Linked DNA regions of Homo sapiens: region 2 is linked to region 1. A link is an interaction called in ENCODE POLR2A ChIA-PET data of the cell type or tissue named here. Cell type or tissue: PC-3. All regions are shown on one strand. Links, peaks and the distances in the headings refer to the core of each region. The heading gives the core; the rest is flanking DNA. Region 1 overlaps STPG2 (sperm tail PG-rich repeat containing 2). Region 2 overlaps STPG2 (sperm tail PG-rich repeat containing 2).

The links. ChIA-PET counts read pairs that join two places held together with the same protein. Peaks named below come from ENCODE experiments on the same cell type or tissue, not always from the same donor. Only the 100,000 strongest peaks of a DNase experiment are listed, where the experiment ranks them.
Region 2: POLR2A ChIA-PET joins it to region 1 with 5 read pairs; 1 of 35 experiments calls an interaction of 5 or more read pairs at or near these places.

The regions. Positions count from the first base shown.
Region 1 is chr4:97,998,032-98,003,427 of GRCh38, forward strand. All of the region lies in intron 5 of STPG2 (sperm tail PG-rich repeat containing 2), which reads right to left. Among named protein-coding and RNA genes, the nearest start is that of STPG2, 140 kb to the right of the region's middle. In PC-3, for the core only: no CTCF peak of the experiment used is centred there; a DNase peak (open chromatin) is centred at 3,100; H3K4me3 peaks cover 559 bases; H3K27ac peaks cover 2,174 bases.
Region 2 is chr4:98,091,268-98,096,663 of GRCh38, forward strand. The region is part of intron 5 of STPG2 (sperm tail PG-rich repeat containing 2); the gene reads right to left. Among named protein-coding and RNA genes, the nearest start is that of STPG2, 50 kb to the right of the region's middle. In PC-3, for the core only: a CTCF peak has its summit at 1,768 (motif pointing left); a DNase peak (open chromatin) is centred at 3,064; H3K27ac peaks cover 446 bases.

The DNA.
Region 1 (5,396 bases), core at 320-5,319:
GGTCAAGAGACAATATCTTCTTTGACTAGAAAATAGTTCGGTGATGATAAAATAATAATTAGAACAATAATGAGTCATGATAGATTGTCTACAAAGGTGGTCACCAAAAATGCCTCTTATCCCTGTAATCCCATGCTTCCATTAGAAGATGGAATCCATTTCCCTCACCTTGAATCTGACTGGCACAGTGAAAATTATGTAGCACCAATTCTGAGCCTAGGCCTTAACATGCATATGTTCCACATTTGCACTCTCAGAGCCCAGAGCGTCCTTACAAGTAGTCTAACTACCTAGACAAAAAATGAGGCCCAGCCAACTCCCAGTTATTACAGCCAACCCCTCTGAGGTGTCATACATGTAAATATCTTGGATATTCCAGCCCCAGCACCAAATGAATGCAGCCAAATGAGTCACCCCAGCTGATACGACATGGACTAGAAATACTACATGCATCAGAAAAACTACCTAAGCCCAGTGAACCCAGAGAAGCATTCTACTGAGAAGGTTAACTCCAGTAAGTTTGGAATCAGCATGAGCCATTTTGCTAAAGTACCTAAAAGGCACTGATCCCTGGTCAAAATACGAAACTACTAATTAATATTATTGTTTTGTAAGTATGGGTCCTATGAGTTTTGGAGTGGTTTGCATCAGCTTGTGAGCACTGCTAATCAATAACAGTGAAAGTGATTATTTGTACCTGGTGTCAGTGAGACCCATGGAGGGCTCTACTGTTGGTGCTAGTTAGGTAATAATATACCTAAATGTCCAGCAGAGTGTAAAAAACCCTGGCAAGACTCCATTTTGTGCTCCCTGATTCTGTGGTGTTCCATGCACATGTCAGTGGTTCCTGATCCAAGACAGAAAGCATGTCCTGTTATGGCCTTAGAGAGGGGAGAAAAAGTTCACGCTGGCCTCTCTGAAACCCTACGGTCTTTGACTATAAAGAATATTCTTAACTTTAATGCTCTTTCTATTTGTATTTTTTTTTCTGTAATAAACTATAGATTTAAGCATTGTCATTTTGCTTTAGTAATCGAACCCTGTCTGACATTATTGGGGCAATCATGGAAAATAACAATTTGTTTTAAGGCACTACATTTTGGAGTGACTGGCTATGCAGAAACAAATAACTGAAACAATATTTACCAAGAACATAGTATTTGCCAGGCACATTTCAATTCACAGATTTTTAAAAACTGTGCCACAAAGAAATTATTTCAAAAACAACATAGCTTGCAAGTGGTTGGGACAGATAGTATTGGTTTCTAGCACAATCCTAGTTACCAACTTCCCTTTTCCTAGCCATCTTTCACATAGAGGTGACTATGACACACTCCTGGCTAATGAATGTAAGCAATTATCAGATAGAGAAAAGAGAAACCAGGGCAAGGCCAGGCGCAGTGGCTCATGCCTGTAATCCCAGCAGTTTGGGAGGCCGAGGTGGGCAGATCATTTGAGGTCAGGAATTGGAGACCAGCCTAGCCAACATGGCAAAACCCCATCTCTACTAAAAATACAAAAATTAGCCGTGGTGGCATGGGCTTGTAATTCCAGTTACTCGGGAGGCTGAGGCATGAGAATCGCTTGAACCCAGGAGGCAGAGGTGGCAGTGAGCTGAGATCATGCCACTACTCTCCAGCCTAAGTGACGGAGTGAGACTCTGTCTCAAAAAACAAAAAAGAAACCAGGGCAAGGTTGGGAGAAAAACTAATTTAATTTTGAAATGTTAGTTTTGTAGTTCCTGTAAACCAAGGGGCAGGTGTCATATAGACAATAATTCATGGAGGTCTGGAGCTCAGTGGAGAGGTCAGGGCTGTAAATACACATTGGAAGTGATCTGTATATTTGGAAGTGATTATTGTATATACATGGCATCTGAGGCCATGAAATTAAATGTGGTGTCCAGAGAATTTCTGTGGAGAAAAAAGTGAAAACGGCTAATAATATTATGTAATATTTATGTGGTTCTCAGTATTATATCCATTTTAATACTATATTGTTAATATCACTAATCTCTTTATAATGGCCCATATGAACCTGTGGATCATTCTACTCTTTAGACTCTACTCTAATATAATCTTGATATCATTTACTATATTTTCCAGCTAACATCTAGATTGAATATTTTCATCAGACTGATAACTATTCCATTTTCCAGAGCTAATGAAAATATATCAATTTTAATTCCTAAAAACAAGATAATATTCAGCATCCTCTTTCTGTTATGTCATCTTATAATAAGGAAAAACAAACTTATAAGCAACTTAAAATGAAAGTTTGAAACTTACAATATTTTCAGGCTACTTCTATCAACCTAATTTTTGCTATATGATTATACTTGACACTATCTTCTTAACAAAAGAAAATAGTTCTTTTATTTTAAATGGACTATATTTTAAAAGTATGTGCTAAATACAGTTAACTCTTTAAGTGATCTAACCTCATGATTGATTGAATACAGAAATATATAAATTTGACTTGAAACTGTAGAAAAGAACATATATCTATTACAATTGTTTGCATAATTGCAACGTAAATTTTGGTTAATTTAGAAAGTATAATGCATTCTTTGTTTCTGTTCTCAGTAAACAAACATGCTCTATGTGGTTCCTTTTAAACTGATTAAATTTAAACAAAATCACATAAACATGGTAAGGAAAACTCTAAGTAAAAATAAATAATTTGAAAATTAACTTTGTATTAATCAATAATACCATTGCAAGTGTCACTGGGTCTCAGATGCAGCACTTAGGGTATATGCCATTCAAATGAGAAAAATTTAATTGGTGACAGGGCATGTTTTGCAGGATAAATCATATACTAGTTAGCTGACTATATGTTCAGTAACAGAAATGGAAACCAAAAGTAGCTTTTCCATATAAATTTAGGCAAGTAAATCAAGAAAGGCAGAATTTAAATGTAAGCTGCTAGGTTTTACTGTATATTAGTATTGCTTTGGAGTTGATGGTTGTCTTATGCAGTTTTAACCAAACATGAAATTGAGTAAAACTGATGAAAAGCCACTTTGATTCCGTATTACATCTGCTGAGTAACAATTTGTGTCACCACTGGTATTAGTAATTCAGCTGAGTCAAAAATTTAATATCGTAAATCTGAAGCTACACTCCCAAGTTCTGAAGTAAAGTAAATATGAGTAAATGTGGCCATCCTGAAAATCTCACCACAATAATCAAGAATTATATAAGGCTTTTGTACTCAAAATTTTTTCACCAAGAGGAAATCTATACAAATAGCTTGTATAGGTTTCCTGTAATTACTATACCCTATGTGGTACACTATCTAGTAGCAGTCAAGATTTATAATGTCTATTTTGGTAAAATGGTGCTATGTAAATGTTCGGAGTTCATTAACATTTATTACTATGCAATGCAACGTGAACTTCCACAGAGTTCCTTAATGTCAGTATAGTCTTCCTGCTCTTTACAAGTCCAAATTCCTCTTTTTAAAAGGAAAAGAAACATTATCACTTAATGAATAATACACAGACAATTAAACACATCCAAATGAAATAATGTTAAGGGTTATAAATCTCAAATGAAGCTAAAGTACCCATATAAGATTAATTATTATTACACTTGCAAAGACAGAGAATTCAAATGCCTGCTAGGACAAGGCAGGCAAATAAGTGCTAAATGGAAAACGGCGTACAGGAAATCACTCATGCTTATCCTCAGGAGCAGCATTTAATCAGCCCCAACTGGCTATTATTAAATTCTTTTGTTCACTTTTAAGTCAAACTGGAAGTCTGGATTTGTATGTGAAATTTCACAAGTTACAAACATTGGCAACTAACTCAATTTTTAGCAACTATGAAATAACTATAAAAATACACCTGTGGATTAAATTCAGCCCATAAGCCACCAGATTCCCCACTTAGCTCTTTAATATCTTAGAGTATAAGTATATTTAAAAATATTCTTCTACGTGGATGACATAAGGGCTGACAAAAAAATATATATTACTCCATATACATAACTCCAGATCTAGTGAAATCAAAGTCTAAAAGAGGTTTGATCAATGAGTTGGCATTTTCTAAGCCTAGTTATAGTATTATCATGATGAAATTATAATGTCCATGTTTATAAGTAGTAGCAGGGTTTCATGATCTTTACACACACTAATAGCTCTGAAACTAGGATTGCATTGGTCTGAAGAAATCTCTGAAGTGCTGTATAGGAAAAGGGCCCAATTACTCATATTTATTTAAGTAAATTATTATGTGGTAATAAGAATACTGAGTGACATCAAATAATACCTGATAGCGTAAAAAGACTGATTTTGTCTTTGCAATTCTCATTGTTATAAAACATAATACCTAACTTCCTATTATATTCACAAGTTAGTGAACATAATAAATTAGAATTTCCCATATCTTCTGCTCAAAGAAGTATACGGAGGATGGGCAATGGCAATCAGAAAAAGAAGTAGGAAAGTAGCTCAGCTGGCCAGATGTATAGACCCCTCAAGCAGATGAATAAGGTCATCTTATTCATCTTATTAAAATGAAGATGAGGTCATCAAGTAATAAAAGTACCAGAATAAGAACTTTCTCTGACTCTGTGTGCTGGAATGTCAATATGGATTTCATATGGATGTAGGGTCAAGAAAATGATGGAGAAATTCTCATTCCCTAAATTGAGACTACTTGTAATTACCTAAGAACATTAAGACAAACAACAAGGCAATTAACACTGAAGATGAAGGAAATTCTTTGCTTATGTCTTTAATAACAGCGTTTTTTAAAGTTTTTTAAAGTGCACACTCATTAATGGGTAATTAGTGCACATGAAGATCATCAATTTAAGTACTTTTTAAAAAATGTTTCTTAATTTTGGTAATAAAAACCAGCCATACATTTTTAAATTAGCATAAAAATAAGTTTTATTTCAATGAGAAGGATAATATTGTTTGCAGTCTTTCACCAAGGCAGCTATATGCAACTCAATGGTGGGCAGCTTAATTTATAATTTAGGTTATATTTGCAGTTCATTTCTCTTGCTAGCTTCTACTTAATTAGAAAATTCTGAATTCACAATCATTGATCACTACAAATAGTGCCAACAGTTTAATGGCTGTCTGATAAGTCTGGATATTCATATTAAACATAAATGGCCCAGAAATTATGGAGTGCTGGCTCAAAGACTACTGTCAGCACTCTAACAGATGAAAAGTTGTAATATTTTACAGGCAGAAGCTGGAAGGTTGGGTGTTTCAACTTGGAAGACAACACTGACTACATTTCTAATCCACTCTTAAGTGGTTTTCAGTCCTGGAAATTAGTTGCTCATGCTCTGTTGGAACATTTGGAATTGGCTTACAAATTAGCTAAATAATACATCATCAGTTTTTTTTTTCTCCAAAGACGAAAAAAACAC
Region 2 (5,396 bases), core at 319-5,318, 93 kb after region 1:
CCCATCCATTTGCCTAACAATTACCTGTTCTAACTTTCTGAGATTACAAATCTGTTCATGAATCAACTGCTTAAAATGTTTACCGGCCCAAAATCTCCTATAGATAAAAATACAAGTTGCTTTCTCACACCTTCGTGGCTTTACAAATCCTCATTGCCTGGAATGTTGTACTCCGTCTGACAAATAGCTACTTGTCCTTCAAAATATAACTCTAACACACTTTAGAATCCTTTCTTGATTTCTATCATTCCCCAAGCAAAATCAACGCATTTCTCCTTTTAAGCCTCATTGACTTTATTTGGATCTCATTGTATAATTGTTTAGATATTTGTATCTTCCATTGAGGAATGTGAACTCCTTGATTCAAGAAGCTTTGCCCTATTCATCATCTTTCTATCCACAGCATATAATAGGTGTTCAATTAATTGTTCATTGAGTAATAATAACTATCATTTACTGAATATTAACAAATGTCAGACACTGTGTTAAGCATTGTGTGTATATACATATATATTCAGATATCATTGGATTCTCACAATAACCTTTTTGTAGAGTATTATTATTCATATTTTAGAGACTTAAAAGGAAGAATATTGAGGCTTAGAATAGCAAAATATCACACACCTAGTATGTGATGGAGCAAGAAATTGAATGCAGTGTGATTCCAAAGTCTGAATTCTTTACCACTAAACCATAAATAAATACAAAAGGTTTTATTTATTTTATACACATCTTAAAATTTTACCATGAATGAGTATGACTTTGGTATATAAAACTCACTCAGTGCAGTACAAACTATTTTACAATAAGACTTGAAGAGATAAGGTGCTCTCCCAAAAGATACTGAATTATTGTTTAAGCAATAACTAAATATTTTCAATCTCTTCCTCACTCCTTCTCTCACATATAATTTTGTCCATTTATCTTTTAATAATTCAACCCTTCCATCTTTATTGACACTTTTTTCACTTCTTTAAAATCCATAATTTAAAAATTGAAAAACTTTCCTTAGAAAATGGGAAAAGTGAGCAATCAGAATTTGAGATACAGTAACTGTAACATGAACAACTAATTTAGGTTTGGGGGGAAAAGCGTGTTTAATTATGTGCAAGTCTTCTTAAGTCTCTGTTCACCCTCAAAACCAAGGCCACTACCACATATTACTAACAGTAATAAATTGCCAAGTGCCTGTTATAAAGCCAAGTAACCAGATAATTTAATAAATATTAAAGACTAACAATGATAAGGAAGAAAGTAAAAATGTTTACATTGAAATTAATGGAATAATCCACCCATTAAAGAAAAAAACACAGAAAGTTTTAAATTATTTCTCCCTTTCATGTCCTTATTATTAACCTGTTTAGCATAATTTTACTTATTTGAAACTAAAACTTTCTATTTAAGATCTATATTAGTAAATTATTTTATGTAACCTAAAATTTTATACTAATCAAGAGAATAACCTAGTCTATAAATAACATCTTTTAATATAACTTTTAAAAGTCTAATAATTTTGATAAATTTATATAGATGAATAGAAATAACTTAGTTTGCAGCTAGAATCTAAATAATATTTTTAAATAGTTCCAAGGTATTTTCATTTGGCAGAACTGCCAAAAGAACTAAAATTTCCAGTTTAGGATTTGCTCAAATGAACTTCAAGGCAAATTTTCGTATCTTGCCACATAATTTTTAGGCATTTGTTTTAATGAATTTGAGAAATGAATGAATAAATAAGGTGTTATGTCAATAAAGAGCCAAAGTATTGGCGCCACCTAGTGAAACTGTACTCAGTTATTTGACCTAATACAAAGCTAACACAGCAACTTCATATATTTTGTATTACCAAATTAAAGAACTTCAATAGAAACAATTACCAAATGTTTTTGCATAGTAAAGATTTATCTTAAAGACTTTGTTAATATTAAGAAAGATACTAAAAAATTTTTCATTGCCAAAGGCAAGACATTCCTTAGTGAACTATTCAGGTTGCATAAAAGTTAATATTTGTGTTTTTTAACAGGAATTCTCAGTAAATTATAATGTCATAAATATTCAAAAGATATATTAAAACAATACTACATGTACAAATTAAGTAAATTCAAGGACAGTTATGATTTAAAAAACTCACATTGATTAAAATATTATATTCATATTATTACACATTTTGTTGCAATATCAGAAAATGCTTAAATCCAAAGATACTATAGGAGGGGGATAAAGATGATGGAATAGAAGCCTACACCATTCATCTCTCCTGCTGGAACACAAAATTTTAACAACTATCTACATGAAGAAAAGCACCGTCACAAATACCAAAACCCAGGTGGCAATCACAGTACATGGTTTTGACTTCATAACGCTAAAAGAGGCATTGAGGAAGGCAGGGGATATAGTCTTGAATCATCGATGTCACTCCTTCCCCATCCCCCAACTGTAGCCATGCAGCACAGAGACAGAATCAGTACATTTTGGAGAGGCAAAGCACAGCAATTGGGGGACTTTACATTGAACTTGGTGCTGCCCTGTCAGAGTGGAGAATAAAGCCATGCTGAGCTCAGCCAGCACCCATGCATAGAAGGAGCATTTGGACTAGCCCTAGCCAGAGGGGAATCACCCATCCCAGTGGTTGGAACTAGAGTTTCTCAGGAAGTCTTGTTACACGGAGTGAAGTGCTCTGGGGTCCTAAGTAAACTTGAAAGACAGTCTAGGACAGAAGGACTGCAATTTCTAGGCAATTCATAGTAGTAGACTGGGTTTAGAGCCAGGAAGCTAGGATAGCACAGGACCTAGGGAGATACCAGCTGGTGCAGCTAAAGGAGAGCTTGTGCCGTGCCTCCCACAATCCCAGGCAGTGCAGCTTATAGCAATGAAAGTGACTCCTTCCTTCTGCTTAAAGAGAGTGAAGAGTAAAGAGGACTTTGGATAGAGTATTGAGCAGAGTTGTGAAGCCTCCATTCCAGGCCCTAGCTCCTGAATGATATTTCTAGACACACCCTGGGCCAAAAGGAAACCTGCTGCCTTGAAGCAAAGGCATGATTCATTACCTGCTGACTAAAGAGCCCTTGGGCCCTGAATAATCAGCAGTGATAACTAGGGAGTTTGCCTTGTGCCTTGGGTTCTGAAATGTGCTGGCTTCAGTGACAACCCAGCACATTCCCAGCTGTGGTGGCTACAGTGAAAGACTCATTCTGTTTTTAAAAAGCAGAGTAAAGGGGACTTTGTCTCGCACCAACTCGACCAGTGGAGTAGAGCAACAAGCAGGCTTTTGGGGTCCCCGAGTCCAGGCCTAGGCTCTTGGACAGCATTTCTGGACCTGCCCTGGGTCAGAGGGGAGCCCACTGACCTGAAGGGTGTGTCCCAGGCCAGGCAGCATTCATCACAAACTGACAGAAGAGCCCTTGGGCTTTAAGTGAACATTGGCAGTGGCCTAGCACAACCCCTCCACCTCAAACCCCCATGGATCAGTGGTGGTAGTGGACACAGGGAGAGGCTCCTCTGCCTGTGGAAAGGGGAGTGTAGGTCAAGAAGGACTTCATATTATAGTTTGAGTGCTAGCTTAGCCACAGTATAATAGAACATCAGGTAAATTCCCAAACACGAAATTACAGTGTTATACTTAACAAAGTATATAGTTGTTTATGCTTGTTAAAATAAGCTTATACTTGACTAAGTATAAAGACCAAATGATGAACCAATAAAAAATAACAACTACAAGACCTAGGTAGTACAATAGGACATAAGGAAAAACAACAAAAAGTTAAAAAAACAGAGAATTAAAGTGTAGTGCTTTTATTAGTTTATTTCTGCATGTTATTTGCTTATATAATTAGAATTACAACAGTTTAAAATAATGGGTTACAAGATAGTATTTGGAAGCCTCATGGTAGCCTCAAATCAAAAAACATACAACATATAAGCAAAATATTAAAGCATTCCACCAAAGAAAATCACTTCCACGAAAAGGAAGACAGGAAGGCATGAAAAAAGGAAGAGAAGACCACAAAACAACCAGAAAACAAATAACAAAATGGCAGACGTCAGTCCTTACTTATCAATAATAACATTGAATGTAAATGGACTAAACTCTCCAATTAAAAGACATAGAGCAGCTGAACAGATGTTTTCAAAGACCCAGTGTTATGCTGCCGACAAGAAACACACTTCTATAAAGATGCACAGAGACTGAAAGTAAAAGGATGGAAAAAGACACACCATGCCAATGGAAGCCAAAAAAGAGCAAGAGTAGCTATACTTACATCAGTCAACATGGATTCCAAAACAAAAACTGTAAGAAGAGACAAAGAAGGTCATTATATAATGACAAAGTGGTCAATTTAGCAAGAAGATAAAATGATTATAAATACAAATGTGCCCAACATGGGAGAACACAGATATATAAAGCAAATATTATAAGAGCTAAAGAAAAGATATACACCAATACAATAACAGCTGGAGACTTCAACACCCCACTTTCAGCACCAGACAGATCTCCCAAAGAGAAAATCAACAAAGAAACATCAAACTTAATCTGCACTATAGAACAAGTGGACCTAGAGATATTTACAGAACATTTCACTCAATGCAGAATACACACTCTTCTCCTCAGCCTATAGATCATTCTCAAGAATAGACTATATGTTAGTCCACAAAAAGTCTTTGAAAATTCAAAAAAATGAAATCATATCAAGTATTTTCTCTGACAACAATGGAATAAAACTGGAAATAAATAACAAGAGAAATTTTGGAAACTATACAAACACATGGAAATTAAGCAATATGCTCCTTAATGATCAGTGAGTCAATGAAGAAATTAAGAAGAAAGTTTAAAAATATCTTGAAATGGGCTGAGCATGGTGGCTCACACCTGTAATCCCAGCACTTTGGGAGGCCAAGGCAGGAGGATTGCTTGAACCCAGAAGTTTAAGACCAGCCTGGGCAACATGGGGAGACTTCGTCTCTACAAAAACACAAAAACAATTAGCCAGGCATGGCAGCATATACCTGTAGTCCCAGCTACTCAGGAAGCTGAGGTAGGAGGATCACCTGAGCCCAGGAAGTCAAGGCTGCAGTGAGCCATGATTATGCCACTACATTCCAGCCTGGGTAACAGGAGTGAAACCCTGTCTCAAAAAAAGAAAAAAAAAAATCTTGAAACAAATGATAATGGAAATATACCAAAACCTATGAGATACAGCAAAAGCATTAAGAAGAGGAAAGTTTATAGCAATAAGCCCCTACACCAAAAAGTAGAAAAATTTCAGATAAAGAACCTAATGATGCATCTTCAAGAACTAAAATGGCAAGAGCAAACCAAACCCAAAATTAGTAAAAGAAAAGAAATAATAAAGATCAGAGTAGAAATAAATGAATTTGAAATGAAGAAAACTATACAA